4 separate regions of the Mus musculus genome follow, and regions 1, 2 and 4 are each linked to region 3. The links are chromatin loops, found by intact Hi-C in ENCODE. Cell type or tissue: left cerebral cortex. All regions are shown on one strand. Region 1 overlaps Arhgef12 (Rho guanine nucleotide exchange factor (GEF) 12). Region 2 overlaps Grik4 (glutamate receptor, ionotropic, kainate 4). Region 3 overlaps Tecta (tectorin alpha). Region 4 overlaps Grik4 (glutamate receptor, ionotropic, kainate 4).

Region 1 (8,000 bases), 570 kb before region 3:
CTTGTTTGAATTTATCCTTGTGTAACACTCCCTTCAAGTTACCACACGTCACGGGAAGCAACTCAGCACTAAAATCGGCATTTTCTTTTCTGCGTCTTCTTAGACCCCTGATCTTAGCAGTGCGTCCTGGGTTCTTTTTCATTTTCTTTCTCTTGAAAGCTGCCTGGACAACAGCTATTCTGCCACGTTTTCTCTGTACACTCATTGGCTTTCTCCATTTTGGTTTTGACCAGTTGTGGCCTTTCTTTTTTCTTCTCTGCTTCTTGGGTTTTCTTGCAGGAATGTTCCTCCTGGTGCCCACACATTCTCCTTGGCTGCTTCCCATCCTTGCTTCCAGGTCTTCTGGCACATATGTTGGGGAACACATGACACAGGAACACTTCTTTTCACGTGTGGGTTGCTGTGCTCCTGGGCCAAAATTGTGGGTGTACATAGGTTTGTTATCTAATTTTGTAATACTGGGGACCAAGCTCAGGGTCTCATTTGTGCAAGGCAAGCAGTCTACCAGTGCCCCAAACAACTTCTAATGACCTCTAGAAAGAACAAGCCCTTTTTTAGAAAGTATTTTGTTTCATTGTCTTTTGGGGAGTGAAGAAGAGAAAAGTCCTTGTTGCCAGAATTTTAGAAGCTAAAAGACTTTATGCTGCCTCTACTGCAGGGGCTCGTTTTCCCGTCGCTCCTGGGCACTGGCGCTGGCCTGCTGCCTGCAGCTGGTACCCTGCCCAAGCTGTCTTCTCTGCAGCCGCCTGCTTGAGCTTGCTCTGTGCCTGCTTCCCTCCACGCTCCGAAAACCATGATCTACAAAAACAGACTTCTGCAAGGTCTCGCTCGCCTGCCCACCCGCCCCCTAACGTTGTGTTGGTTTTGGTTTTTGTTTTTGTTTTTGACAGTTCACCCCCATTTAGTGTGAGCTGTAAAACTGTACTTTATTTAAAGGCGTGCTCTTGTTCCCGTCTGGCTGCCTTCCCCATGGGTGCTGAGGGTTTGGGTAATACACTGATCAGGAAAAGGTGGTCTTCTCAGAAACCAGTCCCTCCCTCCCAGCCATTGCCAGGTGCCACCCGCTAAGCAGACATACTACAGCAGGGGACCGTAGCGTGCACACTGTTGGTGGTTTTTAATGAGCCTCTCTTTCCCCACTAGGCTGTCTCACTTTACTTGTTCACCATACAATCATTTACTCTTTAACAAAAATTGCTTTTAAGAGAAATCTGGAACTATCTTTAAAAAAAAAACCTTATTAATAATCATGTATTTTTACTGATCACATTTTGAAATGCCTAAAAGACTTTTATTGCTCTAATTATCCAGATGCACCTTTGTAAAAAGCTCTTTTATGAATTAGCTGATAAGGCTGTATGTTTCTGGAACAAAATATTGGGTCATCTAAAACTTTCTGTTTTCTGGGGTCTGGGAAAATAGAAAATAAGAATTCAAATATTAAATAAGCTTAAAAGAACTGAGTATGTGACTTTTTCTTTGTATGTATTCCTGTTTGTCTTCTGTAAGTTGTGTTTTGACATGGGGTTCTCACCTTAGGCTGGCCTTGTGCTCCTCCGTGAGTGCTGAGGTCTTAGGTGACCCCACCACAGCCGGCCACCAAGTTCTTAAGTGGACAAGGAGTCAGTAGCCTCCCTAGCAGTGACTCTCCTGGCCTTCCTGCTGCTTCCGGTCTCATTGCTGGTGAGACTAGTCTTTAGATCGCTGTGAAGTGTGAACCTCTGCAGTGGTGTGAGCAGCTGACATTGCCCTTGTAACAAGCCAGCTTTGTCCTTGGTTTTCAAGCAGTGATGGAGGCATGGTAGCATACACTTGATACCAGGCTCTAATCCTGCCACTTGGGAAGCTGAGGCAGGCAGGGCCCTTGAGTTTAAGGCTAGCCTGGTTTACATAGTGAGTTCCTGGTCAGCCTGAGTGAGACACTTGTCTTTTTTTAAAATAGCTTTCAACTACAATTTTTGGTATATTACATCATTAAAAAAACTTGATATGACACATTAATTTTGCTGTTTTTCCATTTTTAAGTGATGAGATCCATGTGTCAGCTTTTGTGGCACATGCAGGAAGTGGTTCTGCCTATTTGTGCATGTCATTCTTTTAGAAGGCTGACTGCCTTTAGCATTGTCTGTATTTTGAGGTGTAGGTATAATTTCACCTTTTCTTGGGATGTTTTTAAACATTCGAGGATACACTGGCTGAAAAGCCTAATAAGATGCTTAACAAATAATTAATACTGTGGGATATAGTTTAGCTAAACCTTTTAGCCTCTCCTATGGTAACTGTAGTCTAAGCCCTGTTAGACAGCGGCTCCTGTGGGGCTGGAGAGATGGCCCGGCTTAAGAACGTGTGCTGCCTTTCCAGGCCGGGGGTGCTCTTCCCAGGAGCCAGACCAGGTGGCTTCTCTCCATCTGTAACTCCAGCTTCAGGGGACCTGACACCCCCATCTGGCCTTGATGGGCACCTGCGCACACATACATGTTCCTGTCTTAGTCATTTTTTACAGAAGTAATTGTTGACTCCTTGACATAGCCAGGAGGCACACAGGCCACACAGCGCCAAGGGATTCAGTCCCGCCCCTCCTCGCCCTTGTCGGGTGATCTTGACTGGGCTTACCTCTGCAGTTTTCATTCTCTCACATGGACTCAACTGCCCACAGGCTATTGAGTCTGAAGCCAGCTTATTATGCATTCAAAGAAGATCGCCCTTACCAGGTAAGGTAACAAGCTGTGTAAAGATATTAAAATCTCACACAGACATCTCTGTATGCAAAGCATTACAAAACTATCAAATTCCATTTGTGTGACCTCCTGCAGATTTCTGAGACTCAGTCTTAAACTCAAGTTCAATAAATAAACCTAAAGCAAGGAAAAACTCCTTAAAAGACAACAAACTAAGTATACATAACACACAAAATGGCTGGGCTGGGGGGAGGGCTTGGATTAAGCAGCTGCTGCCCAAGTTCACATGAAGGCCAGAGTTTGGCTTCTGAGATCACACATAAATACCAGGCAGGCTAGCAGCCTATGGATAATTTCAACCACAGGCAGAGACTATTTCAGAGCAAACTAGATAGTGAGACTAGTGGCATCACAGCTCTGGGTTTGATTGAGAGCCCCTGCTGCAGAGACTAAGGGAGAACTGATTGAAGATAATTCCACCATCACACTTCACGTACATGCACGTATACTTGATCGAACACATACTGGAGAAAGGAAGCCATGTTGGCCTCCCAGTCACATTTTGTATCTTTTAAAAAATGTGTATATGTATGTCCATGCTCATATGTGCAGTACGTATCTGTGGGTGGACACTGAGGACAACACGGGGGCGGGGGTCATAAGCTCTGTTCATCTCCTTTGAGACAGTCTATCTCCAGCCTAGAACTGCAGACTGATGGGCCAGCAAGCCCTAGAGATCTTCCTAGGCTGGGATACCAGCGTGTGCTACACAATGGCTTCTGTGTCCCAGAATATAGTTCATATGCTTAGTGAAGTAATAGGTTTTCTTTTATACTTGAAATTTAGAATTTATTGATGGAAATAAAAGAATCACACATAACTGGAAAAGGTAATTATAGTTAAATACAAACCTATATGGTAACTTTATTCTTAAAACATTCCATTTATATACTATATCCAGACATAGTAGCACACACCTTTAATCCCAGTACCAGGGAAAAAAAAAGAGGGGAATCTGTAGGTTCAAGGCCAGCCTGATGTACATAGTTTCAGGACAGGCTATATAAAGCCTGTCCAAAAATAAAGAATAAAAAAATCCAACTTGCGGCTCAGTCAGTAGAATGGTATCCTCCAAGCATGCAGAGCGCAGTTGACTTCCCACCACTGCTGTGAGAGGCAGGCCAGTGGAGGAAGAGCTTTCCCTGGCTGGTGCTGGGAGGCTCGCTGTGCATCGGTTTAGGAGGGACTATGAAGTTTTGTCTCCATTTCTGCTGTCCTTAACAAGGGCCTTTTTGAAATGCAGGGAGTTCTTAAGCATTGCGTCCCCAGAATGTGAACTAGCTAGCTAGATGACTTGGGCAGCTGATGTGCTACTGTGATGGGTCTATCCTGGAGAGTAAGTGCCAGGGAACCCAAAATGCCATGATACATTTGCACACTAACAGCCCAAGTGAAAAGAGATGGGATGGACTTTTTTTTTTTTTTGGAACATACGGAGCCTAATGTTTGCTCCCCGTGGGAGTATTTGCTTTCTAATGGGCTTAGGTGGAGTAGGTTCTGGGTCTTTAAACATGAGCTATGATTAACTCACATGCTCAACTCGCTCCTTCATCTCTCTTCAAAGATACATTGAGCGGAATTGCAATCAAGGCTGGGCAGACCTAGGAAATGGAAATAAGAATCTTGTTATCTGGAGCCAGAATAGCTGGGTAGTGGTGACCAAAGAGGCCATCGATTAATTGACTAACTTATTTCCAGCTTTGTTCTAGGAAACAAGGGGTTGCTGAGTGTTTGTTGATAGCTTGAAGAAGGAAAAAGAAAGAAAAGGGAAAAAGAAACACTGACCTCGGGATCCTTGCGATGTTTGTTAGCCGGCTTTGTGATCTTTTCCTTCCCAGCTCTCTGATGTCCCTGTTGCTGCATTTCCAGCATAACCAGGTCATTTTGCCACACATCGCCACAGGAGACGCCCGCATTCACTGCTTCCTTCTCTCTTCAGTCTGCCACACATGTGACTACCCAGTTGAGTCTCCCAAAGACCCAGCCATCTCATCACCGTGCCACTTGCCTGTCCTAAAGCCCACACAGACAGACTCTGTGGTTACCGCCCTAGAGACTAAGCTCAGTGTCTGAGACGTGTCCCTGGTTTAGTTAGGCAGCTTTATTTCCCTCCATGCCCCACTTCAGTCTCCTTCCCATCTCCCTGACCTGGTGCTCCCGGTCCTGCCCACCTCCACTCTGCTTCTCCCAAAGTCTGGATGCCCCCGTTTCTCTCCAGGTGTCCAGGTCCTGCCCACACTTCTCATTTCCTGTCCCCATCAGTTCTCGCCCCCAGGACCTACCTGAGTTTTCCCCACACCCTCATCTTAGTAACACTGTGTCTTAGTCAGGGTTTCTATCCCTGCACAAACATCATGACCAAGAGGCAAGTTGGGGAGGAAGGGGTTTATTTGGCTTACACTTCCATACTGCTGTTCATCACCAAAGGAAGTCAGGACTGGAACTCAAGCAGGCCAGGAAGCAGGAGCTGATTCAGAGGCCATGGAGAGATGTTCTTTACTGGCTTGCCTCCCCTGGCTTGCTCAGCCTGCTCTCTTATAGAACCCAAGACTACCAGCCCAGAGATGGCACCACCCACAAGGGGCCTTTCCCCCTTGATCACTAATTGAGAAAATGCCTTACAGTTGGATCTCATGGAGGCATTTCCTCAACTGAAGCTCCTTTCTCTGTGACAACTCCAGCTGTGTCAAGTAGACACAAAACTAGCCAGTACACATTCCAAGCAGTCATTCTGTGGAAAGTCACATTTTTTTTGTAGAGAACTCAAAACCCAAGAATGAAAAACACCGGTTGCAGGTGCCGTATTGTTGACAAACCCCACCTATCAAGTGCGTGTCACCTTTTTCACAGGCAAGGCTACTAAGTCTAGGAGTGATTGTGATGCACACTTTAGTGGAAGCAGGGTTCAAGAATTTGCCTTTATTACTGGCTGCAGAAATAGCTTCTTCCTTAAAAGTGCTTATAGTCAGTTAGGCATTAGTGCATCACACCTTTAATCTCAGCCCTCCAAAGGCTGCAGCAGGAGGATCATGAGTGTGAGGCTAGCCTGAGCCACACTGAAGTGTTTGCAAATCTAATACCCTGTAGGGTTGGGCAGGTGGGTAAAGTGCTTGTTCCTCAGGCATGAGGACCTGAGTTCAGATCCCTGGCACCCACCTAAAAGCGAGACATGGAAGGGGCTGAGATCCTAGTGCTGAAAGTTATGATCCTAGAGTCTCAGCTGAAATGACAAGCCCAGGTTCACTGAGTCAACTTGTCTAAATAAAAAATTTTGGAGAGGCTCATGAGACAGCTCAGTAGATGTTCTCAACCTGCTCAATGTGGTGACATTGGCTCGGTCCTTCACAGAGTTTTTTGATCACCGTGGTATGTGTGTGCACTCAAACAAACAACAATAATAAAAGACAAAAGATTGAAAGAGTGGCGAGTAATGTGCTCACAAACATGCATGTCACACAAACACTTGTGCATGTGCATACATACATGCATACATGTGCATTCAAGTGTGCATGCATGTGCGCACACACACACATGTTCCATAAAATTCACCACTTAAAAGTGTAGAGCTCAATGGTCTTTGCCCATTGTTTTTCCAACTATAATTTCAATTCTAGAGCATTTCCTCACCACATCCCACTAATAGCCTCCCTTCTCCTTAGCCTCTAGTGACTGCTTTCTGTCCCCATGGATTTATCTGGTTGTATTTCATCCAAATAGATCATATACTATGTGGCCTTTCACAACTAGCTTCTCTGCATAAAGCTATAAAGGCTCATATTTCATGCATCAACACTTCACTCTGCTAACTAATATTCCATTGCATAGGTATACCACATTTTATTTACCTTCATCTGATAAGAAATTCTATAAAGTAATTGCAACCATAAACTTCTGTGAGTACAAGGTTCCTGGCATGAATCCAGCTGGACCGCGTGGGATGAGTGTCACTTGGCTCTACAGAGACTGCTGCAGTTTCAATTCCTGATGGACACGCCTAAATTGATTGAGCACTGCCAACCGAGCCTCCAGTGCTCATAACCGAACTGCATGCACCGTCAAGGCCTTTCTCCCACCACTTATTCCTCTTAACAGCAAGCTCAGCCTCTTGGGTTTTCAAATTAGTTTCAGCCCCTCCTCTCTTCTGTGCTGGGCTGTCCCTTATGTCGGTGTCCGTGAACTGCCTGCTACAGCACTTTGCATTCCGTCACTTTGCCACATGTAAGCCTCCGACTCAGATGTTGCAGTAACCTGCCAGGGTCTTCTCTTAACTCTCTGGTCTGGTCTGGTCTGGTCTGTCCTGTCCTACTCGGCAGGATCCAGCCTCTCAGCTGATCTTGCTGAGGTCCGGCTATGCCATTCCCAAGATCACAAGCCTGGGATGAAGAGGAAACATGTCAGGACTTCTCCCTAGTTTCAGGGTTGATAGCTGCAAGGGAGGGAGGGAAGAGATGCAGAAAAAGAACTTCCCTAAGCTTCTCCTGAGTCATCTGCATGGAGAGGTGGCAATAATGGCGCCCACCTTGCAGGCTGTGTTCTGAAGCTTCAGCAATACGCTGGAAATACAGAGCCATGTGCACAGGAGCCACCTGATAAATGGTGGCAATTAGTGTTCTATTATTTCTTACCTACTCCTCCCAGCATAAAATACCTTTTGAGAGCTCAATTATGCCCATTTTCTTAATTGCCCCAAGAGCCCCAAAGTCTATCGCACCAAAATGAGGAGCACAGAATAAGAGTACGCTGCGGAAATGCGTGGCTTGTTTTGCTTTCTAAGAATCTCATTAAGATCTATGGATGCAGTTGCGTTAAGTCAGTTTGCCAGCCAATTTTGTTTTTCTCTTCAAAAGGTGGGTACACCATGTGGTAATTAGAGATCTAAGATGCTCTTGGATCTGGACAGACTGGTGATGGCCAGCCAGGAACCCTGGGAGCTTCCTGTTAGTTTCTCTTCCTCTTCGGAACCAAGATCCAATGTTACTTAGGGGGTCCAGGGCAGTTTGGGTCAGCACTGGGCAGCTCAGCCCTGGGTGCCTTCCAGTGCATCCCCCATGGTCATCAGTGACTAACTAGAAGGTAGGACCAGAACCCAATTTGTAAAGTGTGTAAGTAGGGAGGAGCTATTTCTTCCAACTGTCCGAACCTCTGTCATCTTTCCCTTGCTTTGGCTACGATTAGATAAACGCTCTGAAATGATACGATACCAGAAGCCCAGACAGGAGACAATTTATTTAGGTTCAGTCATCTAGAAGATTCCATAACCTT
Region 2 (8,000 bases), 140 kb before region 3:
GTTTACGGAGACTGATTAGACAGCAGAGGTGGAGGTAGAGGGAAGAGGGAGACTAATGGGAGTCAGCCTCGCAACCGCCCCCCCCCCCCCCGCCACGACCCTCACCCCCCACCCCCACCCCCGCCCTGGAGAATGATAAAACGGCATAGTCGGGAGGCCTCGTTGTGGTGTTCATGGAGACCAAGTGTTCTCTGGCATAGAGGGAAGAACAGACAGAAGAAAAGGAAGCCATCAGTGGAGTGACCCTGCCCAGGTCGCTGAGCCTCAGGAGACACCTGGGTCTTCCCAACCTGCCAGCACTAACTTGCCTTTGCAGCGCCCTTTGGCACCCAAGAGCAAGCACTGTTCTAAGAGCCAAGGTGAGGGAGCAGGACTGTCTGGAGGACGTTGCGCACATTTCTACGAAAACCACAGTGTCAGCTGCCCGCCCAGCCATAGCAACGGAGGCCAGCTTCATGCAGCGACCCCTCTTCTGCCATGGCTGAAATCCAAACAAATTGTTCAAAGATGCTTGAGCTTCCTTGGCCAAGCAAAATTCCCTCATGACTTCTTACAGGCCATCTTGGAAGTCCTGGCCCAAGCGCTGTGTTTTTTCTCTGGCTAATTACCCATTGTATTTATCTTTGCCTCTAACTCATGGCTCAAAGAACTCAGACTTGGAGGAGCGGCGGGACACAAAAGATCTCCTTGAAGTCTTTAAATGGCCACCAAGAGGTGAGCCGTGGAAGCTTTTCCCCTTGTGTCTGAGATAGCAGGGGTTTTAATTTGCTTTCCCCAGCAGCTCTTGGGTCATCTTTCCTTTTATAGTTTGCACCAGTTGGCTTTCATGTGTGCCTAAAGAAACGAGGGGACTGTGGAACAGCAGAGGGATGGAGGTGACAGGAAGTGGGAGGGGGGCCTTTTTTCCCCAGAGACCTCTGAAACTGCCAGCAACTGCCAGCACTTTGGTCTCAATTAAAATGTACCAGACAACACGCGGGAGCCTAATGTAATCCTTTTCTGCTTTGTTATCCTATTAAAATGCACAAAATTTCAAAGAAAAGGAACTGATGCTTACCCTACTTTTAATCGAGCATTACAACTCAGACACCAAGGCCGAGAAGAATCGGAACACCGAGGTAATGCCTCCTATCTCGAGCCTCCTTAACGGGGCCTTATTTGGATCTTGTAAACGGAACATTTCCCTCTTCTTGTCATAACCTCTTTTATCTGTCCCTTCCTGAAGCTTGGCGACCAGCTACCTTCCTGCAAACACTGAGACATAAGATAGTAGATCCTGTGGAAGACTGGAAATAACAAAAAAGGCCAGGTTGCACTCTCTCTCTCTCTCTCTCTCTCATGTATTTTATTTGTTTATTTTCTCACCCTGCTCCGATAAAAGGAAATCTTGCTAGCCATTCTCAGATGCCAGTATCCCATGCAAAGGGATTGGATTACCAAAGGCTTCGCAGAACAATCACCAGACAAAAGGTGGTGGGTGAACCCCAAGGAAATTGAATACCTTTATCTTGAAAAACATGAGCTCATAATCAAGGCTTCAGAGGAAGACAAATACTCCATCAGGCTATGAAAATCGGGGTCCCCTTTCAAGAATGGCACAGAGGCAGTGCTGTTGACTTTTGGAAGCTTTGGATAACAGGAAGTTTGCTGTCTGGCACAGTGGGAATGAAAGCTTGAGACATCTTAGGGAGAGTGGGGGTGGGGAGGGGGAATGAGGGACTCTGGGGACCCATCCCTCCCTTTCTTTTCTCAGAAAGCCCAGCAGGCTCTCTTCCTTCTCTGGTTTCTTGGGAAAGCTCTGAAGGTGAGAACCGACTTTGGGAGTTTGATAGCAACTCAGAGAGATACTTCCAGGAAGCACCCCACCCCCACCCCAGTGGAGTCACACTGAACAAGGGGTGGCAGAGAAACTCCAGAGGATTGTCAGAAAACACAACAAGACCAGAAACGGAGATAAGTGGTGACCTGGCCAGTCTGCCATCAAGAAATACAGCCATTCTGAAGGCCACACTCCCCTCTGTCTGGAAACTGAGCCAAGATAAGCTGACACATCACTGCACCAAGCATCTGACATCATGTTTTGCAAGAGAGTAGGGGTTCCTGAAGCGAGCTTGTAGCTTGTATGTAGAATCCCTCACCCCTGCCACCTTGGAGGTTCTGGGCAATAAAGCCAGTTTTCAGGATGCCAGTTAAGTTCTATGCACATCTACTATAGTGGAGGGATCACAGAGTGACCGGATTTCAGGAGTGGTATGAAGGCTGAAGGCTCTGCTTTGAATCTAGATTTGGGTGTGGAACCTTGGGCAATGAATTTTAATTCTGTACTTTTGTTCCCTTGCCAGGAAAATGGAGCCACAACTTGTCAAAGGCAACTTTACAAGATTAAAGTTAAAATAGTTTTCAAGGGCAGAGTTAAAATCTTTAGCATGAAACCTTGCTTATAGTAAACACTCCTAATGGGAGCCTTCATATTTTTGGAGCATATCACATTGCCATCAGATTTATTTAGAAGTTACCCATTAGCGATGAAAAGTTGGACAGTCCAAGTTCTCTGTCTTTTTAATGTTTTTATGTAGCAGGAACAGTGTGTCTCTTTTCTAGCCTGTCTAATAATTGGAGGAGATTTGGAAAGTGGGATGTTTGAGCTTGTATTGTGGACCGTGATGAAGTGTGCCTCTCCCGTAATTGCAAGGTTTCTCTAATGCGTCTTCCAATTTGTATCCTTCTTCCTGATTTTCCTCCACCTGTCTTTTCTAGAATCTGCCGGTTCTAAGTGAAAGATGTCACGGTGAGGGCAAGCAGAAATGGCAAGCTTTCTCCTTCATAGTGCCATGCAATGCAAATGGTTACTGGGAAGGTCGTGTAGGTCACTCTATACACTCTAAAGGAGGAGCTGCTGTTTACAGCAAAGAGTCCCATGGAGATGGCCCTGTCTGATATGTCCACATGGCTATAGAGGAATGCGACTCTAAAATGATAGAAAGCCTCATGGTTCCAAGAATCTATGTTTGCATAAGATACTTTTGGAAAGTCTGACACTGCTCAGAGCTTAGCACCTAGTACAGTGCCCAGATCATGGAAAATGTACCACAAAGATTTGTTCATCAGCATCAAAGAGAACATATGATGTCACTTGTGGAGACCATGAGTCTTGTCTGTCCTTTCTCTATATCTGTATGGTGTAGCTGCCCCTCACCCACCTACAAACCATTGTTCCAAAAGAGAACAGCATGCATTGTGTCTTAGGTACAGATAGATACACTGTTACTTGGAATTCAGTTAAAGGTTGGGAGCTTCTTCTACTGGAATCTCAGAAATGATTCTTAGCTAGGCTGAAAGGAAGGAGGGGCAGGTGGGTGATTTGAGTCTCTTCACTGCGGTATCTCCTGATGACGTCTGCTCCCCAGTCACATTCCAGAGACAAAGAAAATGATGCATTTCATTTGGGAGCTAGTATTTGTATTTGTGGGCAATCTGTGAGTGACACCAGAGCTAGTATTCCACCAACCGGGGATTTGCGAGGAGACTCTGAATCTATTTGAGCTAATGTGTACTGATTGCTGAAACACAGCTGAGGCTCCGGCTCCGGGTGTCAGGAGGAAAGCCCAGTTTTAAAGCCATCTGTCTAGGTGGCTTATGCACTGTCCTGTGTACTGGAGGGGGCAGAAATAGTGACTAGATGATTTCCTAGTCCCTCTTGCAGGTGCTAAGGCATCTGGAAGGGCGGCCAGGATCTTGCAGGCTGGAGCAAACCCCTTCCCAGCCCCAGCTGATGAATGGCTGTGTTCTGTGGAAGGCATTAGACTTCTAGGGGGATGACTGATGACAGTGTTAAGCAGAATGGCCCAGCTCTCTGAATGTGCCCCTCCCCCCTCCATCTGTTTCTCAGCTCTCACTCTGCCAGCAATCTATTCTTGCTTCTACTTTCCAATAACTTCCTAAAGGCATGGCTGGTATACAAGCCTCGCTCTGAAGAAGAGGAAGAAGAGGCCACTCAGCCAGGAGTTAGCACGCTGGAGCCAACACCCATGATTAACAGGTTGGCCGTGAAAGTCGAGAAGCTAGGAAGAAAGACTGGGCCATTTGGTGGCTCTTGGCCTCTACCAGCATCTCATTAAATCCTCAGCTCCTTCTGAGAACATGTCTAGATCAAAGCAGAGTTAGAGTCGTCTGAGTGCAGAGCACATAGTCCCTTCTTTCCCTCCCCAACTCATCTAACATGGGGACCTATGTCATGGATTTAGCCATGTGAGTGTTCTGCTGCCTTCAGAAGGTCTGGAACATCTGGCTGGAGCCCTCACTGAGAGTCGCCATGGTTTACAGTTACCACACACACATTTAATGAGTTCACAATGAGGACCCAGAGTTTTGTATACTGTAGGCCTCTATATCTCAGCTGTCTATCTCTTTCCTTCTTTTTTGGGGGGGGGAGGGGTGGGACAGGCAGGGTATCTCTGTGTAGCCCTGGCAGTCCTGGAACTCACTTTGTAGACCAGGCTGGCCTTGAACTCAGAAATCCATCTGCCTCTGCCTCCCAAGTGCTGGGATTAAAGGTGTGCGCCACCACTGCCTGGCTATCTCTTTCCTTCTGATCTTTTATTTTTCTTCATTTTGTGTGTGGGTATATGTGGTGTGTGTGTGTGTGTGTGTGTGTGTGTGTGTGTGTGTTGATGTGTTCTCAGGGGTACAGGTGCATGAGTGCCTGCGTGTTTGTGTATGTGGAGTCCCTCAGACTGGTCTAGAATCTTCCTTTATCATTTCCTACCTTTTCTTCTTAAGGTTCTAGCTCTCAATCAAGCCCAAAGCTTACTGACCCCGCTAGTGTGGCTAGGCAACTTGTTCTTTCCAACGCTGGAATTATGGGCAAGCAATCACAGTCATAGGGCAATGATGCAGAATTCTTGGTATCTGGACTCAGGCCTTCCTGCAGCCTCCTCTCCAGTCCATTCTGGTCTTTTATCCACCCCCCTCCCCCCAAGGCCTGGTTCTTCCCAATGAATTTAGTCTAATGAGAAATCTAGATTCATAAACGTAACTACCATGATTGTTGTGTGCACACAATTAGAATGATGCACAGTGTGTTATTAGTGAGGTGCAAAGACAGAAGAGCTGACAGAGTTGTGTATGATCAGGTAAGCCACCAAGATAAGGTAGCCCCGTGTTCAGTGATAATGGATGAGGTTAGCCAGGATGTGTGTGTGTGTGTGTGTGTGTGTGTGTGTGTGTGTGTGTGTGAGAGAGAGAGAGAGAGAGAGAGAGAGAGAGAGAGAGAGAGAGAGAGAAGAAATGCTGGACTAGTTATTTTTTGCGCTATCTATTAGCAGATAACCTGACAGACACATCTGTGGGGAGGAGGAATTTAATTTGATTTTCGGTTTCCAAGAAATTTCAGCTCCCTGAGGAGGGAAGGCCAAGGTACAGGTTCTGTCCACTGAAGCTTTAAAGCAGCGATTCTTAGCCTTCCTGATGCTGTAACCCTCTAAGACAGTTCCTCATGCTGTGGTGACCCCCCCCCACCATGAAATTATTTTCATATCAACTTTATAACTGTAATTTTGCTCCTGTTATGAGTTGTAATGTCAATATTTTTGGAGATAGAGGTTTGTAGATGGGGTCATGGTCTCAGGTTCAGAACTGTTGCTTTAAGCTATTTGAAGAGGCCCACATTCACATGGCAGCTAACCAGAAAGCATCAAGAGTTCAGTCTGAGTCAGAGGGGCCCTAGCCTGCTAGTGACCCATGCCTGCTAGCTGAGCTCCATATCCCAAAGGTTCCACAATCTTTTGCAAATGATGCCACCAGCTGGAGACCATGTGTTCAAATGCATGAGCCTTGGGTAATATTTCAGACCCAAAGCCACAGAAGTGCTTGAAAAGATTCAAAGTGCACAGACAGGAGCACCAGGGCATGCTGGGAAATGCAAACAATTCTGTGTCGCTAGCAGTGATGTCACAGCATTTACATTTTGAAAAGATCAGTTTGATGGAGGGTGGAGTTGAACAGGAAATGCTACTACATGCAGAGAAATCATTTTGAAGTAGATGCAGTAGTCCAGGCAAGGGTTGGGGAAGACCTGAAGCAGGAAGGAGATGGGATGGGTAGAGAGAAGAAGATCAAGATAAAGCCAAAAGGACTTGATAGTAACCAGTGCTTGAGAGGCAAGAGACCAAGAGCAAGCCTGGGTGACTGGTGAGGTTCAAAGAGGGCATCAAGCAGTGGTTTTATGAAGAGCCAAGAAGGGGGGTGTGATTGACAGGGTCCAGTGCTAAGGTGATTGCAGCATCCAGTGCTAAGGTGATTGACAGCATCCAGTGCTAAGGTGATTGACAACATCCAGTGCTAAGAGAGGCTGTGTAAGATCAAGGCTGGGAAATGCCCCTGAGCCAGAAAACAAAACGTGGGCAGTGCTATCAGAGGAACAAGCCACTGTCACATGCAAGGGCAGCAGGTGATGCCAGCATGTGAGAGCTAACTAGGATTCACAGAAGTAAATCCAGATTAGTAAATTCATTTTCTCCTTCAGGGCCTAGAAGCTTCTCAGGTGTTCAAAATTATGGTTAAGGTCTGAAAAGAAAACTATCAGCTTCCCAATGCACAAAGAAAACTTGCAAAATTAAATTAAGACATGTTTAATTAAATATCTCCAAAATGGAACATTGTTCCAACTTCATTAATTTTTAAATTTAATATTCATAAAACTGCATCTCATTTAGATGCAATTTTGGGGTTAGATTTTTCTCATTTTACAAACATTCCCTTCTATGCAGTGAGGGCTGAGAAATCACAGTCAATTGTCAATTAACTATTTCTTTCTGCTCTGTAAAACCAGAAGTGAAGAAATTTTAGGTGCATTTGGTTGTAAAATGTTGGGTGCATTTTCTTCCACCTGCCTTGATGTGGGATGGAGTTCCCAAATGTATGTGTTCAGAGTGTCTTAAAATGGTGCTAATGTTGACAGCTGTGTTTGAAGGTTCACAAAGATAGAGAAGAGAGAGGAAGGGCATTGGGTGGGCAGAATTGGAGTAGTCAAGGGTCTGAGAAGGGAAAGACATGACCTGGAGAGAGCCAGTGAAGAGAGGAAGATGAAGGAGGGTCAGGGGAAACTGCTGGGGAGATGGGGAATGTAGGCAGGGCACAGGTGACAGGTCCAGAGAGGAGATGCAGCACCCTTCCAGAAGCAGGAGGGAAGAGCTCTTCTGGGAGGCCCTAGTCTTCTTCTCCATCTCAGATAGATCTATCTTCAAGTGCTGGGGTTATCTTGGAGTGTCCCAACATGACCCAAGGACTCCCTTTACCTGGGCAGGTGGCCATTCTCACCATCACCAATGTCACCTCTCTTAGCTGGGCTGGCTGGAGAATCTAGTGCTTTGAGAAGTCATGGGATATAGCAGTGCTCCCCCCACCCCCGCCTGCCCACCGTCTCACCACTCCTTACCCGTGGGCTGGAGCACCCACCTTCAGACCACAGCCAGACCCTTGGGCATACTCTTTCTTTCTTAAGAGACCCCTTATGTCTCATCCCCCAATCCATATGGATTCTGATATTCCTATATTCAAATGTCTTCTGTCCCCAGTGGCCCAGGTGAGATAGGCTGGTATTTAAATTAATCGAAGATAGTTTCCTCCCCCATTTTTAAGATCCCTGCCATGGATTAATTGGGATGGAGGCCCCTGCATCAATTGGTGCAGAGTTGGAAGAGCTGACCCATGAATCTGCAGACTGGAGTGCATGATCTGCTAAAATTATAGCTTGTGTGAAGCCTCAGGACCACTGAAAGCAGACCATCATCTGGGCAGAGAATGCAGTATACTGTATTGCTTGAAGAAAGTAAAGAACAGACATCCTTCGGGTTCTTTATAATGAGAAACCCAAGGTATCTTGAAATGGCCAGGTAGCATCCAATTCCTGTTCCTTTCTGTGGAGCATCTCGTGTGGTACAAAACTGGCTCTTCCCAGCTATAGCATAGCCCAGTGCCCCATGACAACTTAACAGATATGA
Region 3 (8,000 bases):
AGATGCAAAGTAGACACTTTCCCCTTGGTCCTTGCAGCTTGCGTTTTTCCCATCTAACTCCCTGATAACCTACACTTCTAGGCAGCCGCCTTCTGGGGGTCTACTTTGTCTCCCAACTATTGAACTCAACCCGTGAGCCTCCTGGGAATTACAGCCAACTCTGAACGATTGATGTTGGGATGTGAATTTGTTCTGTGATGGTTGTGGTGTGTCTCGGGATTTGCCACCCAACACACCTGGTGTTCTATTTACTCTGGCAAGCAGGGGATCTTTTTTTCCTTTTTCTTTTTAAAATTCCAGGATGAATTATTCATCATTACTTAGAATTTGGGTCTCTTTCATCTTCGCTCTTGTTCGGCACCAAGGTGAGTACGACAGCATCTCCTACAGCTCTTGATCAGCATGCTCTTGAATTTATAAAGAGACACTTTTGTTGGCACCGTAATTGCAAGGGCAGGTGTACATGTGTCTGCAGATACAACAAGGGAAAAAAGTAAATTAAATTCTGTTGTCAAGGGTAAGATGTATTAACTTTGAATGATGCTCACTTTCTCTTATTTAACTTCGAACACAATTTGTATATGCCAGCGAAAGTCTTTAAAACAACACAGACTAATGCTAGCTCCAGTACTTGCAGGAGATGAGGGTGTCCACCTCCTCCCTCATCACTGATACCCATTTAGCCCTTTAGCTTATGTGAGAGACTTTAAAGCGTGATTGTGTTTTGACTCAGGGTTAGGAAGTGGCAGTAGTAGCCTTGGTGTTGATATCTTGTGTCTCAGAGACCTAGGACATAGGCCAACAATGGAAAGCTACAAATAAACAAGCTAGTTGACTCCTTCAGCCCTCATGGGCCCTTCTTTCTCTCTGTATCTCTCTTAAGTTAGTGAAGGACTGTGCATATGCCACCCTGCCATTGTACATGAGTTTTTAGATTAGAAAGATAGGGCAATTGACATAAGTCTTTTAGGACTAATATTCCAAAACACCTTTGTTTAGTCTGTGGAGTTCAGTTGCTGCATAGTGCCAGGTCTTAGATGAACCTTCCCTTTAAGATCATGCCCGTTGTCCTAGAATGTGTTAATAGTGGACCAACACATCCCAAAGTAACAGTAGAGTGGTTTCCCTACAATTAACCCAGTGACTCCATCTTCCACCTCTACACCAAGGATGTGTAGTTTTCTTTGGTGAAAGAGCAAAGTCCTGGAAACCTAACTATATTTATTGTGTGATTCCCTGTTTAAAGTGAGCATGGGTAGGGATAGTGTTTCTGTTGCTAACTGCGACACTATCAATTGGCCCAGGTGCTAATAGTTCTATTTTCAATAGTAATTGCTTCTGAGATGGGAATCGGTTGTTGTTTTTGCCTGGTTCCTTTAGTCGAGTGCCATGTTTTATTCAACAAATCTTTCCTGAGGTTGTACAGTATTAGATGGACTTATCTAATGTTTTTTCAGACGGAAAACTTTAAACTGTTATTTCTGTTCAAAAATCACAAACTAAGTGAGGAATCTTGGAACCAGAGAGAAGTTGGGTCCCCTGTTGCCAGTGTTTTCTGTGTCCTCAGAAAGGGGGTTTGATTGTCTCTTCTCCAGACAGATTGCCCAGAGCTGTACAAAATACCAATGAACTTTTGCATGGAAGTGATTACTGTGCTGTGTGACCTGGAGCCCTTTTCCATACTGGGCATGACTCCCAAAAAGCTCCCCAGGAAACACAAACCTGTAGCTTGACAGCTATATGCACGAGTAATTCAAGACAATCGGTCACCTTCAAATCTAATACGTGCCTGTGTTTAATGCCTGTGTAAGATGGCAACGAATTTTTTGGAGGTTTTCATGGTCTAGAAATTTGTACTTTACTACCATATTGTAAATAAGAATATTCCAAGAGCCTTTCTAAATACTTATTGTGACATCAAACACAGTTCACTGGCTGAATGCTCCTGAGATTAAATCGGCCACAGCATCTCCTACAGGTTAAGATTTGGGCAGCTTCCCAGAAACTTCTGAGATGTGGGAACGATGTGTAAATACTAATGGCTGGACTAGTTCCCCTGTTTTCCTGATGCTCTCCCTCAGAGATTATACCTCTGTCTGGACAGACCTGCTCCAACTCCCTACTCCAGAGCTAGAGAGCTTTGCCTGACCCTCCTAGCAGCTATCTGTCTACTCTGCAAGCTATTTTGGGAGGCTGTTGTCTGCTCACTAACGGGCTCTCCCAGGGGAAGAACTAGCTGGGACCAGTTCCTCTCTACCCTTTCGGCTCCATCAGTACAAAGTGGGGACTTTCCCAGAGAGCTGATATGAGGCTGGGCATCAGTCTCTGGATGGGCTTGAGGGCTGTGGCCACAGCCCAACATGGATCAGCTATTCCATCCCCACTCCCAGAAAACAACTGATAAATGTTCAAAGGAAGAAAACTATTCTGTTGTCCACCTTTCATTCAAAAGAAGAAAGAGCAGAGGCAGAGAGAAGTGACATCAGATGTGACATGCAGATTATTTCCGAGGTACAGTTGTACTGGGTCCTTGGTAGCGCAGGCCCTGGGGACATTGCTTTATTTTTCCCACCAGTCGGAGCCACACCTTGCAAGAGTTTTCGTGGGAAACTCCAGAGTCTGTGCTCCAAGCATCCAGGGAGGAAGTGCTGCTGCCCCAGGTGGGGTCTGTGTAATGACTCACCTTTGACTATGAGGACCAGGAAGAACACTGTCTGCCCTACAGAGTACTCCAGCACTGCAAACCCCTCCGTGCATGTACGCATGCATGCACACTCACTAACACACACATACACATGCACCCACACATGCATTCACACATGCACACAGGCACCTCCCTCTGCTGCCTCCAGGATCCCATGTTTGCTGTTTTTTGTGAATAGAGCTGGACAGAACTCCATGGGCTGATCTTAGTCAAGGTCACTCACAGACAGTTCCTACCAACCCTCTCCTCCCGTTGTCTTGGTTCAGTTACTCCTCTTGGGCTCTGATGACTTCTGCTATGTGATAGGAAAGAAAGGAGTCTTAAGAAAAGCTGCCATGACTGTCTCAGCAAATCGTAGAATTCTTAGATAGGAGGGTGCTCTTTGGTTACATCCACATTCTCTTCATCTGGTCATCTACTCAAGAGGCAAGCCCTTCTCACCCACGCACGCCACATCTAAAGGCCACCTCTGGACACCGAGAGCTCCAGGTACCCATGGTGGTATGACATCCCCACTTCACTGTCACCACTGCTCTCTCTAATGCATGGACACACTGGAATAGAGCACATAGGTCTCTGTCTTAATCAGAGACCATGTCCCTTCTGTTCTTTCCTTTCCCAAAGACACAAGATCATCAGCTAGGTATTGCACAGATTCAGACTGGCAAGGCTGAGGCCTGCTGCCTTGCTTTGGGCTTGTAAACCATACTCAGACAAGCTGACTTTAGTAGGTGGGAGGGATAGTAGCTTGCCAAATGGAAGAGGCAGCTGCCGTCTAATCTATCTAACCACCATCTCTCTTGACAGCTCAGCCCAGGGAGCTCATGTATCCATTTTGGCAGAATGACACGAGAACCCCTAAAGTAGATGACGGAAGCTCCTCTGAGATTAAGTTGGCCATCCCCGTCTTCTTCTTTGGTGTTCCTTACCGCACCGTCTATGTAAGTCCCTGCTGTCTGTCATTAAGGAAAACACTTTAAAACCCCTCTTCAGGGCCCCGAGGATTGGGGATTTATTGGCGGCCAAAGCGACAAGTTCTGAGATTTCATGAGCTGATGGGTTTTATGATTAAGAAAGTCAAAGGTATAGTTAATGGCTAATGTTCATGGTGGAGGAGTATACAGGGCAGTAAATTGCCTTTGTGGGTGATTAAGCACAGAAGCGAAGCAGAGGCCCAATGCCGCTCACATTATTTCTGCTACTCAACAAGATAAAAAAAAGAAACAATGAAACACAATAGGAGTGGTATAGGTTTTTTTTTTTTTTTTTTTGCTCTCTTCTGGGGGTGTGAAAAGTTTAGACATCTGCTCTTCTTGGGCTTTTGACCAAATAGCAGCTGAGTCAGAGCATGGGAGATGAATAATCCAGGATTGCATACAAGTTGTTTGCAGACTCAGCCACCCTCCTTAGGTCTGTAGCTGTGCCAGAGGGTACCACTGTCGAAGCCCGTGCTAGGAAGCAGTTCAGAGCTCCCCAGGGCAGCGGCAGTCTCAGGTCGTGCAGTTCGGATGCTTGAGGTTGCTGCTTCGGAGACTGTGGTTTGGAAAAGCTAAACCTGTCTTCATCTCTGCCCTCACAGACTGAGGGAGACAGGGTTAGAGTCTGCCATATCTCACCTAGGTCGGTCCCCTACCCTGGAGGAACAACTGAAATTTGGAGCATGTTCACATCTGCCGCTGAGACTGCTACTTTGGCAGTTTCTGGTGTACAGCTAGAAAATCACCACCACCCCCAACACACACACACACAGACACACACAGACACACACAGACACACACACACACACACACACACACACACACACACACACACACTACTCTACCTACCTAAGGGCTCCTGAAACACTGGCAGCTTTGCCTGCTGTGTCACCTTCCACCCTAGCTGACTCAGAAACAGGGGGAGAGAGCCTACTTATCTACCTTAATGAGCTCTCCAGGTAATCCTGGTGCCCACAAAAGGCTGAGAGCCACTGGTCTCTACCACAGACTAGAATCAAAACACACGATGGCTCGGCCAGCTTCCTCCACAGGTGAGCCCGTGTGTTTTCATCACACCTGTTTCACCCTGGCAAATACGTGACTCTAGCATCCTAACCTGCTTTCTCACCTCAGGGGCCTCCCAGGTCTGTCTGAGGGAGCTGGCTATAAGTTTTGAAGTGTACTGACCTGCTTTTGGAGATGAGATGTTTTCCATTCTGGGGTCCTTGCCTCCCCCCAGGCCTCTAGAGCATGAATTTCACTCAGTTCTTCTTTCTCTTCTACCACACAGTGTAACTCAGAGCTTAAAAATTCATGACCTTGTAGATGGACAGGTTCAGGATAGCATCATTTGTGCATAAACTGTGCCCTGACTTCCCAGTGCTCTGAGAAGTGAAGTCCTCCCATTATTTGCAGACAGGCCTCTGGGGGGCTCTTTTTTTATTTTCTTGATGAGAACAGGTTCCCAATTTCCCTCTATTCTGGCCATCTCACACCCCAAACCTCACAGGCTTTCTTCCAACACATGCAGAGGGACCCTCAGTCCAGCTGCATAGCCCTTGCCTAGGGTCACTGTTGTCTACCCTGTTGCTGATCAGTAGGAATATAACAAATGATTTGATATACAGGGCAATCATCTCTAGATTTTTCTCTGCCTAGGAACTGCAAGTATTCCCAGCATGGATGTTTTCTGCCACTGAAGTCTTACGAGCCACGGGATTAAGTCAGTTTCTCTCAGACACAGGGTTGATTTCAGGTCCCGAGGGAACTAAGGGGCCACATTGCAGTAAGGTGTTGTCATTTCCTGTGCTTCCAGAGCCCTTTACAAACCATGAAGGACTCCCTATTACTCAGTCATTTACAAGTACAACTCGAGGCACTCATGTCTCAGGTTTTATACAGAGATGTACAAAGACAAAGATGCTCTCGAGTGCCAAGAACTGGACAGAAACGGGACATCTTTAGGTCTTAACCTTGCCCTTTTTCTGAGTGAGGAAGTAGTTATGACATCAAGAGAAGTTGTTTTGTTTTTTAATGGCTCACCCAGCACACCGAATGGCTCACCCTGAGATCTGAGTTCAGCAAAGGAGTAGGTGATTCATCTTTCTCCACCTCCTTTTTCATTATACAGTAAGACTCAAGCTATACTGTAGAGCGCTTCAATTCTTAAGTTAACTGTTTGTGCTTGTTTGTCTTCTCCTGTCTGTCTTGCATCTATGACTCTCAACAAATTTGGCTTTTTTGTCTCCGTTATTCTTAGGTTGGCCTGATACCCCACTTCTCTGTCTCTGTCTCTCTGATTCTCTTTCTCCCCCTCTCTCCCCTTCCTCCCCCTCCTTCCCTCCCTCTCCCTTCCTCTCTCTCCTTTCTCTCTCCTTCCCTCTCTCTCCTCCTCTCTCCCCTCTCTTTATCCTCTCTCCTCCTCACCCTTCTTTCTCTCTCTGTCTGTCTCTGTCTCTGTCTCTCACAGCACTAGTAGCACTTAATAATTGCAAATAGAGATAAGATAAAGAACATGAAAATGAGACTCTATTAATGAGGAATGCCGCTGATTACAAACTGAAAGTGACAGAAAACCAATGAGCGTGTCCAGTAGGAAACAAACCTTCTCATAAGAATGATGGGAGCTGATATTTAGGGGTTCAAAGCCAGCACTTCAAATCTCCTTTCATTTGTGTGATTGGCTGTCTGTCTTGGTTTGTGACTCTGAAGTTCCCTGCTTTTCAGGACCACTGTGCCAAACCTCTCTTATTTTTGTAGGTCAATAACAATGGTGTTGTTTCCTTCAACGTGCTAGTGAGCCAGTTTACACCAGAGTCCTTTCCCCTGACGGACGGGAGGGCCTTCATTGCTCCATTCTGGGCAGATGTGCACAATGGAATTCGGGGTGAGATCTATTACAGAGAAACCATGGACCCCGCCATCCTGAGAAGAGCCACCAAGGACATCAGGAAGTACTTCAAAGACATGACCACCTTCTCTGCCACTTGGGTTTTCATTGTGACCTGGGAGGAAGTCACGTTTTACGGAGGCAGCAGTACCACGCCTGTAATCACCCAGCCTTTCCACTTTCTACGGGGTCTCTGACATCCTGTTCGTCCTCACTACTGAGCAGGGATGTAATTGGTAGAGTGGAGGAGTGTCAGTTCGCTTGAGTTAAACTAATAGGTCTCGCCACCCATTTTCCAGGAAGTGGAGGGAAATATCAGCATGAACCAGTCTAGTCAGCTGAAACATTTCAGATGTGTCATCCCAGTCTCAATTCATTACCAATGTCTAAAAGGAGTCTCTCGACAATATTACTGCAGGAGGTAGCATTCTCTTTTGTGAGCGAGTGATAAAGGCAAAGCGACTCATTCCAGGCCGTGTGATTATGGATCTTGTGAGGAACACAAAGGGCTTTTTCTCTTGCCAGAGGCACAAATGTTTCTCATCATCGATAATTTCCCCTTTTTTTTCCCCTCCATAAAATCTGGTAGCAAGAGAGAAGCAGGGTGCTGGGTTGGGGGAACAAACGGCCTGGTTCATTTTATTATGTTATGACATTTTTTTTATTGTGACCAGGGCTGAAATGATTCATACTTGATGTTAATTAGAGTGGGCAGTTAAAGCAATTCCTGAATAAAGTTTCAACATCTGCTCTGAAATCCCAAATGAGCAGTCAAATAAAAGTCAAATAAAAAAGATTATCTCTGGTAATATCATAGAGATAATCAACTTTCTGCCTAAAGGGACAAAACCCCAGTTTCCATGAATGCATACAGCTTGTTTGGGTGACCGTGATAGTGGAGGACGTTGAAGTCAAAATCACACCCATCTTCAACTGTAGTTTCCTAGTAAGCAGAGAAACTTTAAAAAAAAAATCTATCCTCTTCTTTCTTAGGGTTATTTGTAATTCCATCTGCTTTCCTGGCAATGAGTTGACTGTTCGGGGGTGGGACAGAAATTCTTGTGTAGCAGAGAGAGGTTAAAAAGTGCTGGTCTTGCAATTCATAGCGAGGACACAATGGGGATGGGTTTTAGCATCGTCTGTCTAGCAGCTCGAAGCACTTTATTGCTAAGAGGTCCTGCAGAACAGAAAGACACATGTTTAAGCACCAGATGCATGGGCTAGAAATAACCCCTCTAAAGAAGCATGTGTCTCCCTCTGTCACGTTATGGATCGCTAAAGACTCCTCGGGTGATGTTTTATGTCCTTTAAGCCTCATATCTTACAGCGTAGGGATGCAGGGTGCCAGCGATCGATAAATTTTAGTGTCAGTGAAGGGGTAGGGGAGAAAAGGGACGCCCATCAAACGCTGACCACCATTTCCCCCATT
Region 4 (8,000 bases), 160 kb before region 3:
CTGCCTGCCATTAGAGAAAGAGAGAGAGAGCAGTGTGTGGGGACATGGACACACACACACACTCCTTACTACATCTTCAGTCCTCGAAATAACCCTACAAAGTCAGATTTATTGTTACTCCTAAGTTACAAAGAGTATATAGATACCCAGGGGTTAAGTAGCTTGCCCGCCGTGGTTGAGCTTGTATCTAACTAGAACACCAACATATACCTGGACAATCTGACTGCGGAGTCAGCATTTTTGTTTACCATTTAGTCTGCTTTGTCTGGCCCTGGTGTCCCCATGCATTTGGCTTCAGACTTTGGGAAGGAGAGTACTTTCTACAATATCATTTTCCAACACACAGAAATTGAATTAATAGATGTTTAAGAATAAAAGGCAGCACTGACATATGTCATATGAGAAGATCCACTGCCACCATACAATTCAAACAGCCTCCACAGTCCAGGACCATGGGCTAGTTGGTGGCCAATCCTTTAGAGCTCTCTTATCACTAAAGAGGCCAGCTGTGGTAGGGTCAGATTGAAGCACAGTCAAAAATTCAAGGCAACTGCTTCTAATTTTCATCCCACCAGCAGGACCTGTCCTGTCCTTGACCTCCACAGCACAGATCTATGGCTATGGCTGTATGGAGAGAGATGGGTACATAAACCATTACTTATCTTCATTCAGAATGGTTGCTGTCACCTAAAGGCACTGGCCATACCTGCAGTCTGCAGTTATATTGATCGTCTAAGTCAATACAAATGTCTATAAAACAACAGTCACAATAAATGATGATGAGGATAGATAAATACATCTATGAGTTCTTTAAATGGGTAGGATTGAGTAAATCTGGATTCTCTTGGCACGGGGTAGAAGGCCTGGGATTAATTAAGGAGTTTATTGGAGCGAGTTACAAACATTAAGAGTTGAACAAGACTTGATACAGCTGCCATGAGAATGGAGCAGCGCAGCGTGCCGATGGCACAGCTTGATGAGTGAGTACCAGGGAAATTGAAGCCATCACCAATGATCTGAGTGAGACACAGCTTCCCTGGGCCCTGGTTCTTCTGTCTGTCAGCATGGAAACTCGTATTGAAATCAAGAGCGTATAGCGAGGTACTGAGTTTTTCGGAAGAGTCGCTGTCACTGTTACACATCTTTTGGGTTCAGTAGAAGCTGGTACTTTGAAAAAGTGCCTATGGCATGTGACCATAGTCTGTGCCAAGTCCCAGTGACTAGGGTGTCCCTTGGGAAGGAAGCAATCCGAAACATCCACATAGGAAAATGGGTTAGCATTCAGAATCTTCCAAGGAGCATGCTTCCTTTGCAGTTATCTCAACAGCATGGCTCAGCCTAAACCCAGACCCACATCTCCAATGGCTGCCCAACCCTTGCTCTTCTGGTCAGTATCAGTCAATCATTGGTGAAATCAGAGGCTGCCAGTGTGACAGGCCGCTTTCAAGTGAGGCTATGTCTACCTATGTCTTGTTTCTTATTTGTGTGATGTCCCGCACCATATAAACCAAGCCTCTAGGAGTTTGTCTCACGGCTCTGCATCATTTCTTATCAACCCTAACCGAATATGGCAGCTTTAAATAGTGCTGCCATTTTCCTCGGGTTCACGGCTTGTGATACAATCAGGTATAGATTTCTGACATGGAACATCTAATGGAGTTCAGATTCAGAAAGCAGCAATGAAAGATTTTTTTTCCCCCTTCCTGGCTGTCTCACACTTGAAAGGCACAGAATAAAACAGTTTTAACAGGTCACATAGAATTCATGTACATTTATCGAGAGGCAGTCTGCAACCAAGCGTAGCCCCGAGAGTGGACCAAGCTAGTGATTTCTACTGCAGTACAAAAGTAGCAAAGGTGGTCTTCTTTGAGTCCTTCATCACCTGTGTGGGTTCTTCACACTCTGCATCTTTCTGTGTCTGCCACGGGATGCTAGGGCGATGAGTAAGACAGTCAGCCTGTGGTAGACATTGCAATGAACAACCGTGGACCCAGCTTCTGTTGCCCCTGAACCCCTTGTTTCTTGTTACAAGATTGATGTAATGATGGGAGCAAACACACTCATGATCTGGTCTCTAACCTGCCCCCCTTCTCCTGTTGCTGCTGCTGCTTCTGCTTCTCCTCCTCCTCCCCCCTCCTCTTTCTGCTAATGCTGCTTCTCCTTTTCTTGCTCCTCCTCCTCCTGTTCCTTTCCCTCTTTTGCCGTCCTTTGCCTCTTCTTCAGACTCATTTTCCCAACCAGCCTGATCAAGCGTCCTCTGAACATCAACAACCATTCATGTACTGGGAGAAAATGCCCTTGGATTCTCCCTGGCCTGTGCTATACATGGAAAGAAAATTATTTTCATAAAGGCTTCCTAAGAGGTTCTGGTAACATTGATGAAAGACGGCAGGTCTCAAGAATGACTGCCTATAAGCAGGGCAAGTGGTAAAGCAACTCTGTGTCCCTTTTGTGCCAGGGGAAAGTAAAATTCTTCCCTAGGGCATTGAGGATGCTCCTCCTGGTTCTCTGAGAGGAAATGAGAAGCCACCCATAAAAGCTGAAGTCACTGAGGAATAAGGCTATGCAGGTACCATGGGGTCACTCACACAGAAAGCTATCGAGGCAGGCACTGCATACAGGTAGTAGGTGCTATTATGACTGATATAACTTTAAGTGTGAAAGCAGACCTACTCATAGATTGGCTTAAGGTGATATTGACTTCTAGTTACATCCACAGACTTCCTGGATTCCTGAGATCATAAAAATTACAGCATTTCCGTTTCGAATGGCCCTTAGACAGCATCTAGCCTGGTGGTTTTGTAGTAAACAGAAGAAATAAAGCTGACAGCGGAACGTGGCTGGAGAGAGCACACCCCACCTGTAGCGGCAACCTCTGCTCAGCTCCTGTGCCGTCAGACCGTCTAGGGCAGTGGTTCTCAACCTTCCTAGTGTTGCAACTCTCTAATACAGTTCCTCATGCTATGGTGACCCCCTGACCATGAAATTATTTTTGTTGCTGCTTCATAACTGTAATTTTGCTACTTTTATGAATTATAATGTAAATACCTATGTTTTCTGATAGTCTCAGGCAACATCTATGAAAGGGTTATTTGGTGCCCCAAAGAGGTTGTGACCCACAGATTGAGTCTAGGTGTTCATTCTGACGTAGGGTGTTTGTTTCCTTTACGAAGAAAGGAACACAGATGTGTATGTGAGCTCTCTTCAATGAAAGACGAAACACTGTAGGGTAATGGAGCAAGCCTGCAGCTTTCAGAGAGTGGGTCTGATCTAGCCCAGCTTTAGCTGAGACCAGACAGGATCAGGCACCAGACGCCTTGACACCGTCTTTCACATTCTTTCTTGTGAGACGTGGTGGGAACTTGGAGCTGATTTTCCTTTCCTGGCTCCAACTTCAAGAGTTGCAAGCACATCAAGCTATGAGGGGACCGGATGGTGACTTCGAGTTAGAAGATGTGTCTCTAAGTCATCCATTTGCCATGGCATGACTTTGGGTGCATCTCTTGGGCTTTGGTTTCTTCACTAGGAAAATGGACAAAATCGTCTGAGGGGCCCTCAGGACTTTGTTTCCATTGTCTGAGGACACTTGGCAAAGCAAAAAGCCAAGGGAACAAGCCATATTAACACTCTCAGGAGAAAGATGCAGACATTAAAGAGAGGTGCTGAGGTCAGACCCCTGTACAGCAACTTCACCTCACAGGTCCTCCTGAGCCCCAAGGCAGTAGTCGCAGGTGTCAAAGGGCTGGCAGACTTACTCAGCACAAAGCCTCGTTATTCCTGGAAGAGACAGACCCACACTGCTCTTTGATTCATCACTAGATCGGGGTTTACAAGGTGTTGGGCTACACTATCATCTCTGGCATTGTTAGAATCACCCAGAGTCTCCCCAGAATGCTAGGTCCAAGCCAGTGCTCATGCCCTGCCCTGCCCAAAGCCATTTTGACTATGTATAGTGAATCTTATTTTCATCTTCATTTTCAGGGACGCAGACCGGGCTATTTCTCCTTCCTGGATCCCTTTTCTCCAGGAGTCTGGCTCTTCATGCTTCTAGCTTATCTGGCGGTCAGCTGTGTCCTCTTCCTGGTGGCTCGGTACTCTTCCCTTTCCTTCCCTGTCCTCACACCGCCACCTCGTGTCCACTCTGGGAACTGCACGGGGCGGGGGGTGGTGGGAGGAGAGGATGGTTTAGAAGACCTCGGGTGCCAAATAGAGATGGCAGAGGGACTGGGGGCCTGAAATGCTCTCTGCCCAGCTGTCAACCTCACACTAGCCGTCCATCTGCCTGTGCTTGTGTTCCCTACCATGCACAGTGCGGACAGGTTTGCTTGTCTGCGTTTGCTTTTGTATTCTGGCCTCCTGCATCCTTGCCACCCGCCCCAACTTGGATAGGAACTTTGGGAAAGAGGAGAGAGGGAGGGGGCGACAGGAAGACTGCTCTAATTAAGCATGGTGCATTTGGGTACCCTGGCATCCCTCCTTGCTATGATCTGCCCTAAAGTCCTGAATGATGAGAAATGGAGCTTGCAAATCCAAATAGAGTTGGGGGGGGGGGGGCGGGGACAAGGGGGACAGAGGCCACAGTGACACAGGCCGGGGAAAATGCTTCCTCTGCAGAGGTTGGCTCTGCCTCTGAAAACACAGCTGTCTTGGCAAACAAAACCCACAGAGGGTAGCAGGCAACAAGAGGGTACATTTGTGCCCAGTACTGAGTTGGGAGAAATGGTAAAGGTTAGGGGCCAGGGAAAATTAACCTTCCCTTGTCCGCAGAAGGCAGGAACTGTTCCTGGTCATATTGAAACACTCCAGGGTATCTCTAAGCTGTAAGGGATTGTTTGCCCCTGAGCTAAGGTAGCCTGAATTTCAGGACAAGCCACCTTCCACCTGTTTAAGTCCCCGCCACCTGCTCAGTTTATCACAGGGGACTGTTGAGTGGGAATGGAGAATAGCTTAGAATGAGCTAGAAATCCAACAGAGGCTCTGTGGCAAGTGACTTCTTGTCTCTAGGCCACAGCATCGGGGCCAGATGATCCTTTGGATCCTGCTCTATCTCTCAGAGGGGGGGTCTTCCTGGGGTTGTGTTCTGTCTATGGATTGGGTGCCCATGCTCTTTCCACTCAAGAAAGGCAACAGGAATGTATTGAGTCTTACATGACCCCAGTGTGCCTCTTCTTGTGGTGATCAAAGGCTAAATCAAACGGCCTAGTAGTCTTCAAAGGCACCGGGGTTTGCTCTTGTACACCACCCACCTCTCTTGGCCCCATAGGCACTGCCACTGTCAACTATCTGTTGTCAGTGACAGCTGGCGAGGTGCGGGAGCTTGCGTGCTGTCTGACACTTCCATTCTCCACTTCGCAGCGCTGTCTGCTGCTGTGTTTAGGAAGCTGTCTGTGAGATCCAGGCTCTGCTGCTTTGAGATTCTCTTTGGCCCCCTGTGGCTAAGGCTATATGTGTGGACAGTTGGCTCTAGTGGAGTCTGCACAGCTTTCAAGTCACCTCTAAGGCTCTGCAAAGGGTCTTAGTGCTTTGTTGCTGTATAAACACTCAAAAGGGACTCACCTAAAGCTACCCTGATGGGCTCTGCACCCTCCTTTGTGGCTGCCACGCCCATATACTGTCCCAAATCTGGCATTAGAAAATAATAATAATAATAATAATGACAACAACAACGACAGCAATGACAACAACAAAAGAAAATACATTATTAGCCTATTGTGGTAGGAGGCTGAGGCAGAAGGACTGCCATGCATTTGAGTCTAACCTGGGCTATGTAGTAAGCTCCAGGCCAGCCTGGGCTAGAGTGAGACCCTGTCTCAAAGAATGAAAATAGAAAAGGCAGTAAAGGGCTAACCATATGACTGCATATTTGTATGCTATGCAAACCTGGGATATTCTGCTCTAAGGCAATGGTTTGCGCATGGGTTCCACGGAGCACAAAGACTCCTGGGAGCCTTCAGACACATGTGGTCACTGAGAACTCTGAAGCCCCAGTGCCTGTTCCTTCAGACAGGTTGTACTTTCACTTCCGTATGCTGTAACTCTGGTTGAGTTTCTAGAGCAGGAAAATTAAACTCCAGGTACCCCCCCCCCATCAGAGGTACCTCACAGCGCTAATACTTGTACCTTTGCATCTCTAAGGCTGGGATCTAGGACACTGCATCTGATAAGAGGGAGTCAGTGGCTGTCAGTGTGGATACGGACCTGGAGCTTACAAGTTTTTAGTCCTCATGCAACTCACAGGCTTATCGTACAGGGGCTTTTAAAAACAGGCCTCCCTGGCAGTTCTGATGTAGCTGGGGTTTGAGACCTATAAAACTAGGGTGAGAGTTTTTAAGCTGGGGCCCTATGGGACCCTTGGAACTTTTCCTGGTCTCCTTGGAAACTCACCATGAAAAAACAAGGTCCCTTCCAGGCTGCCCATCCCTGTGCTCCCACCTTCCTGACAAAGCCATCACCTTTAGTCATTTTAAATATTGGAGTTGAACACCTGAGTTTACTTAAGGGAGAAATGTATTTATTTGAAGGATTCAATAAAAATAGTTTGTGAAGCACTGACTTCTCAAACTATTGAAGGGGGTGAGTCCAACCCACCTCACCCCCTCCACGGGAAAAAGAAATCCAAGGATCCAGGTATAGCAGAGGAACAGAGGGGAGTAGTGGACCCAGTCACACAGGCACAGCCAGGAAGATGAGTTGTGCAGCTTTCCAGCACCCCATGTCTACCCTCCTCACCCCAGAAATATGGTCTTCTCTCCTGCAGGTTGACTCCTTATGAGTGGTACAGTCCACATCCTTGTGCGCAGGGCCGGTGTAATCTCCTGGTCAACCAGTACTCCCTGGGCAACAGCCTCTGGTTTCCGGTTGGAGGCTTCATGCAGCAAGGCTCCACTATTGCCCCTCGAGCTTTGTCTACCCGCTGTGTCAGTGGTGTCTGGTAAGGCCCGGCAGCAGACCCAGGGCTAGGGGATTGGACTAAATAGAGACCCGAGACCGGATGGTGGTGGTGCATACCCTCAGTCCTAGCACTTGGAAGGCAGAGGCAGGCTGAACTCTGAGTTTGAGGCCAACCTGGTCTACAGAGGGAGTTCCAGGATAGCCAACACTACACAGAGAAACAGATCAGCCCTCTCCAATGGCAAAGAGAGCAACCAGGAAGATCTGCCTTGCCAGGTAGACCCTAGCAGGGAGCTAGCTGTCTTAAAAGTTCAGAGGGTGATGGGCAATGTGCATGTGGGAGGTGGGGTCAGAGGGGATGAACAATCAGTACTATTTACTCTATCTTAGCACCTAGTGCTGTCTCTGGGGTCTGCGTACAGAGGACAACCAAGATGAAAGAGAGGGAGGGGAAGGGGAAGGAGGAAGGGGAGAGGGGGGATGGGGAGGGGAGAGGGGGAGAGAGAAAGGAAGGAAGGGAAGGAAGGAAGCAAAACAAACAAACAAATGAAGAGATAAAAGGAAACAGCCTTGATGGTCTATAGCAAAAAAGCAAGCAAACAAACAAAAATAAAAAACAAACAAACAAACAAAAAATATGACCTCTTGACTTGAAAACTGACTGAGATAGAGTGGCTTGGCCAAGAGAGGGCATATGCAGATTTATGCAAAAGAGCCTGCTGTACAGTCCCTGCTCTCCCCTCCCAGCCTCTGTCTTCCTGGTCAACCAGTACTCCCTGGGCAGCAGCCTCTGGTTTCCAGTTGGAGAGAGGCTTTGTGCAGCAAGGCTCCACTATCGCCCCTTGAGCCTTGTCCACCCACTCCCAGCTCTGCATGGCTGGCCTGTCCATCTCAGGAGCTGCAGGAATGGTCAAGCTATTAGATTCTCTGACGGGCAAAAGATTCAACATTAGGAAAGTTCTTTGAAAACTTCCAGAAGCTATGTAGAAATGAGGGACATGAAGAACATATGCAGTCTAGAGAGAGAAACTTGCGGAATACAAGTATTGGATCCTCTGTTAGCAATCTACGATAGGTTTGACTGTCGTAGCTCTCGGAAATTACAGCCT

Evidence for each region. Peaks named below come from ENCODE experiments on the same cell type or tissue, not always from the same donor. Only the 100,000 strongest peaks of a DNase experiment are listed, where the experiment ranks them.
Region 1: it touches region 3 in a loop (3-fold over the local background); 2 of 42 quality-filtered maps call a loop at or near these places.
Region 2: a loop joins it to region 3, with 2.0 times the contacts of the local background. A loop is called at or near these places in 4 of 42 quality-filtered maps.
Region 4: it touches region 3 in a loop (2.9-fold over the local background); 6 of 42 quality-filtered maps call a loop at or near these places.

Annotation. Positions count from the first base shown.
Region 1 is chr9:42,957,305-42,965,304 of GRCm38, reverse strand. Arhgef12 (Rho guanine nucleotide exchange factor (GEF) 12) reads left to right here. Exons shown (of 41, transcript NM_001359232.1): 41 at 1-1,463. It also overlaps the pseudogene Gm5831. Among named protein-coding and RNA genes, the nearest start is that of Gm36648, 14 kb to the right of the region's middle. In left cerebral cortex, no CTCF peak of the experiment used is centred here; DNase peaks (open chromatin) are centred at 701, 1,031, 3,105, 3,921 and 1 more place; H3K27ac peaks cover 1,442 bases.
Region 2 is chr9:42,526,148-42,534,147 of GRCm38, reverse strand. All of the region lies in intron 19 of Grik4 (glutamate receptor, ionotropic, kainate 4), which reads left to right. Among named protein-coding and RNA genes, the nearest start is that of Tbcel, 58 kb to the right of the region's middle. In left cerebral cortex, no CTCF peak of the experiment used is centred here; DNase peaks (open chromatin) are centred at 3,611 and 3,855; H3K27ac peaks cover 430 bases.
Region 3 is chr9:42,390,578-42,398,577 of GRCm38, reverse strand. Tecta (tectorin alpha) reads left to right here. Exons shown (of 24, transcript NM_001324548.2): 2 at 301-365; 3 at 3,512-3,645; 4 at 6,442-6,729. The coding sequence starts at 302. Gm47629 (a long non-coding RNA gene) reads right to left here. Exons shown (of 3, transcript XR_003948138.1): 3 at 7,209-7,748. Among named protein-coding and RNA genes, the nearest start is that of Tecta, 5.4 kb to the left of the region's middle. In left cerebral cortex, no CTCF peak of the experiment used is centred here; DNase peaks (open chromatin) are centred at 3,501 and 4,034.
Region 4 is chr9:42,546,498-42,554,497 of GRCm38, reverse strand. It overlaps Grik4 (glutamate receptor, ionotropic, kainate 4), which reads left to right. Exons shown (of 21, transcript NM_175481.5): 15 at 3,982-4,091; 16 at 6,758-6,931. Among named protein-coding and RNA genes, the nearest start is that of Tbcel, 78 kb to the right of the region's middle. In left cerebral cortex, a CTCF peak has its summit at 4,139 (motif pointing left); DNase peaks (open chromatin) are centred at 4,127 and 5,336.